Linked DNA regions of Homo sapiens: region 2 is linked to region 1. Evidence: chromatin contacts called from ENCODE POLR2A ChIA-PET data. All regions are on one chromosome and are shown on one strand. The core of a region is the stretch at or near the end of the contact, and the rest is flanking DNA. Distances in the headings are between cores, read along the strand shown. Region 1 overlaps TMEM184B (transmembrane protein 184B). Region 2 overlaps JOSD1 (Josephin domain containing 1).

Region 1 (2,803 bases), core at 212-2,711:
GTCCTGAAATCTCACAGGAGGTGGGATAGTCATTGTGCTCGGCAACCTGGCGGGCCCTTCCAGTGTGGATGCTCCTGCCTTAAGGTTCTGGGAAGTCTTTCTGTATGTTTCTTTGATCATTTCTTCCCCTCCACTTTCTTCCAATCTCCCTTTCTGGAATTCCTGCTAGTAGGACCTCGCGCTTCTGGATTGAGCCTCAGATTTTCTTTATAATTTTCTGGCTCTTTTTTGGTACTGTTTTCCATGAACTTTGTTTTGTTTTGTTTTTTGTTTTTGATTGTTTGTTTTTTTAATCTTACCTTTGAGCTTTTCTGTTGAATGTTTTAGTTCCTTTATCATGTTTTAGAATGTCAGTAGCTCTCTCCATTCTTTTTCTTTATGATGCCTTGTTCTTGGTACGTGAGAGAGTATTGTTTTTTGGTCTCTGGGGATGGTCATTGCAGTTTTCTTCTGTTCCCTACATTGTCTCTATCTCTTGAATTCCTTTCTTCTGTTTGGTCGCTTTGGTCTTTGACCTTCTTGTTAGAAGCGCTCCTCAAATATCAGTATCCTTGGCTATTTTTTATATATAAGAAGGGCTTAAAATACCAGCAACTCAGGAGGCTGAGGCGGGAGGATGGCTTGAGCCCAGGAGTTTGAGGCTGCAGTGAGCTGTGATCGTGCCACTGCACTCCAGCCTGGGCAACTGAGCGAGACCTCGACCTCATCTCTACCCGCCCCAGAAAAAAAAAAAATTGCTGGACCTCCTGATTGGGTGATGGAACATGGGGTGTTTCCTTGGCTGTTTGTATGCAGCATGGGGGGCAGGTACCAAATGAAGCCTTTTTAAATTCTGGGACCTGTTTCTGTAGAGAATAATTTTTCATCTCCTGCCTCAAAACACTGCACAGGCTGAGTGACTGGTACAGCGTGGCAGAGATCTGAGAGGACCTCTCGCCCTTCGTATTCAGGCTTAGTCTTTGGATTTTCTCCAAGTTGTCCCATTACTGCCCTCAGCTGGACCGTGTTCTGAGGATAGAGCTGTCTCAGCCTCTGTTGAAACTTGTAATGCAGTGGCTCCACGTGGAGACTTTTAACCAGCTTCTGCGTCTGCACCCTCACCCACAGCCACCAGAGCTGCCTGGCATGTGCAGTGCTGATTTTTCCTAGGGCTCTGACTCCCACCCCCACCCCCAACCATCCGCCACTCGGTGACCATGGAGCGGTGGGCATGTGGCGTTCAGAGCTTTGTTGATGTCGCTTGGCTGTTGCCACTCCTCTTGTCCTTGAAGGTTTGCTCCCCACCCCACCCTCATTCCTTCTCATTTCAGTGGCGTTAGGAGGGCGAGGAGGGGGATAGTGGAGATAAGTGTGTGTTTAGCCTGTGAACCCTGTGACTAGTGCTTCCTGTTCTCAAAGAGAGGGCTGAGTCTTGGAAGAGGGCTTAGTGCCACGTACCATCTGCGAGGGCTGGAATTCATAGTGCTGGCATGTGTCACCAGAGGGTGTGGAGGGGCAGGCAGATGGGGGCAGGGTGGGAACCACCCCCCATATGCATTCAGTGTTTGATTGTGGGGTTGGGGGTGGGCCATAAAGACAACTCTGAGACAGTGCTGGGGAGTTCTGTGATCAGAGGCACAGGGCCTTGGGGTTCAGAGGCAGGAGGCGGTGTCCGTATGTCGCTTTATGCAGTTGCTGTTTGTTAGGAATGTTTGCGTGGCATTTCACAGTTTTCCCACGTGTTTTTCATCACTGTTAGCTCATTCTCACCTCCCAAGTACCTGGCAGAGTATATATATTATCCCCATTTACAAATGTGAAAAAAATTTGAATAGGCTCTGAAACTTGTCCAGAGTGACCCAGATCTTGTAATGGCCAAAGGCCAAACTTGCAGCTGGGTCTCTGAATCCTAGGGCTCTGTGCCAGCATGGTGAAAGAGAGGACAGGACAAGTTTCTCCCCTGGAAAAGTGTGAACTCCTGTTAGGGAAAGAGATTTGAATGCATGACAGCAACAGAGAATGATGCTTCATTCACTGTCCAACCGGGGTGAGCACAGCCGAGGGCCGCAGGTGCAGGGCCACACAAGAGCCAGAGGCCAGTTTGCTGCCAGAAGGACTCCCTGGCTGGCTGTGGCTCTTGCAGATAGAGCCAAGGATTATAAGACCTCGATAGTGGCCAGGCGCGGTGGCTCACGCCTATAATCCCACCACTTTGGGAGGCCAAGGTGGGCGGATTGTGAGGTCAAGAGATCGAGACCATCCTGGCCAACATGGCGAAACCCCATCTCTACTAAAAATACAAAAATTAGCTGGGCGTGGTCGTGCATGCCTGTAGTCCCAGCTACTCAGGAGGCTGAGGCAGGAGAATCGCTTGAACCCAGGAGACGGAGGTTGCAGTGAGCCGAGATCGCACCACTGCACTCCGGCCTGCGACAGCGAGAGACTCTGTCTCAAAAAAAAAAAAAAAAAAGAAGTTGATAGATCCAAGTGCAGAAAGACATTCAGAAGAAGCCAGTAGAAGAGAGGTCAGAAACAGCATTCAGGGCAGAAAGAAGCAGGAATAAGCATGATCAGCAGAGGATAAAAAAGCCGCGAGGGGGCTGGGCGCAGTGGCTCACACCTGTAATCCCAGCACTTTGGGAGGCCGAGGCAGGTGGATCACCTAAGGTCGGGAGTTCGAGACCAGCCTGGCCAACATGGAGAAACCCCATCTCTACTAAAAATACAAAATTAGCCAGGCGTGTGGCGCATGCCTGTACTTCCAGCCACTCGGGAGGCTGAGGCAGGAGAATTGCTTGAACCCAGGAGGCAGAGGTTGCAGTGA
Region 2 (2,933 bases), core at 132-2,631, 450 kb before region 1:
GGTCGAGGCTGCAGTGAGCCATGTTCGTGCCACTGCATTCCAGCCTGGGCAAAAGAGTGAGACCTTATCTCAAAAAAAAAAAAAAAAAAAAACTAGGCAAAAAGTAGCTTGGTATCAAGGGAAAAAAATCTAATGAAAGTTGGAAGGAGCAAAGAGATTGGGGATATTGGTGAACAATTAGCATTCTCTACCACAGAGGATGACTATTCCAGCCTCCCCATTACATAGTCCTTGAGCAGGTGGAAGGGGCCACATTTAGAAGTATGGTGGTTATAACTGAGAAAAGTTGTTGTTAAGTATTAACCTCTAGAGACTTGAATTCTCTTGTCCAAGGGCTAGGCAAACACGTAGTAATAATAGCTAACACCTACGGATTACTAATGTGTGCCTAGCTCTTTGACCCATGCCTGATTTAGAAACATCAGGAAGTTCTGAGCCATATTTTCTGATGTCACATCTCTTCAGATCTGATAAGGAAAGAAAGAATTAGGGCGGGGAAAAGAATCTTGATGAAATGTCTCCTATCTCCTTTTTCATTAATATCCAAAATCATCACCATAGTCAGACACAGTGGAAACCATGAGAGAGGAACAAGGACTTATCTGAGGACACAGACAGTGGGGAGACCTGGACTAGAACCCGTCTTTTCACTTTTTTTTTTTTTTTTTTTTTTGAGACTGAGTCTCTCGCTCTCTTGTCCAGGCTGGATTGCAGTGGCATGATCTCGGCTCACTGCAAGCTCCGCCTCCCAGGTTCAGGCCATTCTCCTGCCTCAGCCTCCCAAGTAGCTGGAACTACAGGCGCCCACCACCACGCCCGGCTACTTTTTTGTATTTTTAGTAGAGATGGGGTTTCACCGTGTTAGCCAAGATGGTCTCGATCTTCTGACCTCATGAACCGTCCACCTCGGCCTCCCAGAGTGCTGGGATTACAGGCCTGAGCCACTGCGCCTGGCCCGTCTTTTCACTTTTACATCACTTCACATCTCATGGCTCTAACCTCTGGCTGTGGATGACAGAAGTGAGAGGCTCACTTTGTAGCCCAGAATTTCTATGGAAATCATTAAGACAGTCCCAAACAGGAGTTTGCCAAGGAGTCTCAAGAATACTTTCCACTGGAATCATCAGGATCCCATGGAACTCAGTGGGACTGGTGTGTTGAAATATCCAGAGCACTCTTCAGTATTGTCTTAGGGTAGAGGCTGACCCTAGCCCTGCCACTCACCAGCTGTGCCTGACTGTGCAAGTCACCATAACCTTTGCACCTCAGCTTCCATGTTTATGGTATCTCAAGATGGCTGGAAGTGATAAAGCCCATAAAAGCAGCTAACACAGTGGCCACTTGATTACTGTTAAAAGTACAAGCAAGTGCTGGTGTGGTGAATACGCTGGGTGGGCCCCACTTATTCAAATGACCATTCCTCTAGCATGAGATGGAAGCTACTCAATATTTCCTGTATTCAAATTGCCTAACGTGTTTATTGAGTTGCCAGTGCCTAGCTGTGAGGGATATAGAGTAAAAAACTATCCAGGGATTTAGTGTTTGATTGAACATATATGAAATAACTGAATTCTCCAACAGTCCTATAAAATAGTAATTATTTCCATTTTTACAGGCAAGGTAACAGGCATGGAGATTAAATCCCACAGTTAGTGTTGATCGGTGCTAGGATATGAACTCAGATATGTATGGTCCTCACTCTCCCTCCCTTTTTTACAGAGGATCCAGGGAAGATCCTATGGAAGAGATAGGGTGTGAAGGAGCTGTAGGATTTGGCTTGGAACAGGAAATAGGATAAAAGAATAGAGGCTGCTGGGCACAGTGGCTCAAGAGGGAGGCTGAGACAGGAGAATCAGTTGAGCCCAGGAGTTTGGGGCTACAGTGAGCCACAATCATACCACTGTAATCCAGCCTAGGTGACAGAGGAAGAAAAAATAGAATAAAGGCCATATGATCATGGTGCCTAAAGTGCACTAAGCCCAGTGAGAGGGATATAGCTGGCCAAGTGGGGCCAGGAAGTGTAGAACTGGCCAACCAGGCAGTTGGTACCATTGTCAGTTCCTATATATACAAAGGGAAGTGAATTGATGCCTTGGTGAATTTGGCAGGAACATAGAGGCTGAATTGGTGGAAGGAGCGCTTGGAAGCAAAGTGATCAATTTTTAGGAATCTGTTTCAGAAGTCAAGGTGTGAGGTAAGGAGCCTCTGGTTAGGAGAGAGATGGAGTGGTAATAGGAAAGGATTTGAATCCAAGACAGAAGATGAAGGACAGGGAAGAAAGATCATTGGAAAGCTAGTTCTGTAAGGTACACCTCAAAACAAATGTGTGGTCAAATTTGTTTGGGAACTGAAGCATATTTTATAATCCCCTTTCCTTGAGATTCAAAGTGAAGATTAGCATGTTAGGGACTCCAAGAATTCTGCAGGAAACCCATTTACCTACTTGGTTCATTCAGCTGTTATTGTATTGGATGCCTTCTGGGATCCTCTGTTAATGAACATGGAAATGGCATCTCCAGGAGCACCCTTGGGAAGCGCCGCTCTAAGGTTTGAGCCTGGTAGGGAGTTAGATGGTGAATGAGGTGGAAGACTCAGCATTTTCCTTGTTGGAGCCTTCATTCATGTACTGGTCAGAGACTTCAGTGAAAGGAACAAGAAACTTGGGAAAGGAACCAATTATATCAGGGGCTAGGCCTTCTTTCATATGTGTTCTGTTCTCTTTTTTTCTTTCTTTTTTTTTTTTTTTTTTTTTTTTGAGACAGAGTTTTGCTCTTGTTGCCCAGGCTGGAGTACAATGTCATGATCTTGGCTCACTGCAACCTCTGCCTCCCGGGTTCAAGCGATCCTCCTGCCTCAGCCTCCCGAGTAGCTGGGATTACAGGCACCTGCCACCACACCTGGCTAATTTTTTTGTATTTTTAGTAGAGATGGGG

The links. ChIA-PET counts read pairs that join two places held with the same protein, here RNA polymerase II (POLR2A).
Region 2: POLR2A ChIA-PET joins it to region 1 with 10 read pairs in endothelial cell of umbilical vein. The contact joins two enhancer-like sites. POLR2A ChIA-PET finds 5 or more read pairs at or near these places in 2 of 52 experiments (activated B cell and endothelial cell of umbilical vein).

Annotation. Positions count from the first base shown.
Region 1 is chr22:38,237,874-38,240,676 of GRCh38, reverse strand. All of the region lies in intron 3 of TMEM184B (transmembrane protein 184B), which reads left to right. Among named protein-coding and RNA genes, the nearest start is that of TMEM184B-AS1, 8.0 kb to the right of the region's middle. Within about 2 kb of position 1,461, at least 19 of the 41 ENCODE cell types and tissues checked have a DNase peak (open chromatin) inside an H3K27ac peak, as active enhancers do; they include endothelial cell of umbilical vein, where a contact is called at or near this core.
Region 2 is chr22:38,692,604-38,695,536 of GRCh38, reverse strand. All of the region lies in intron 2 of JOSD1 (Josephin domain containing 1), which reads left to right. Among named protein-coding and RNA genes, the nearest start is that of JOSD1, 6.9 kb to the left of the region's middle. Within about 2 kb of position 1,381, at least 4 of the 41 ENCODE cell types and tissues checked have a DNase peak (open chromatin) inside an H3K27ac peak, as active enhancers do; they include endothelial cell of umbilical vein, where a contact is called at or near this core.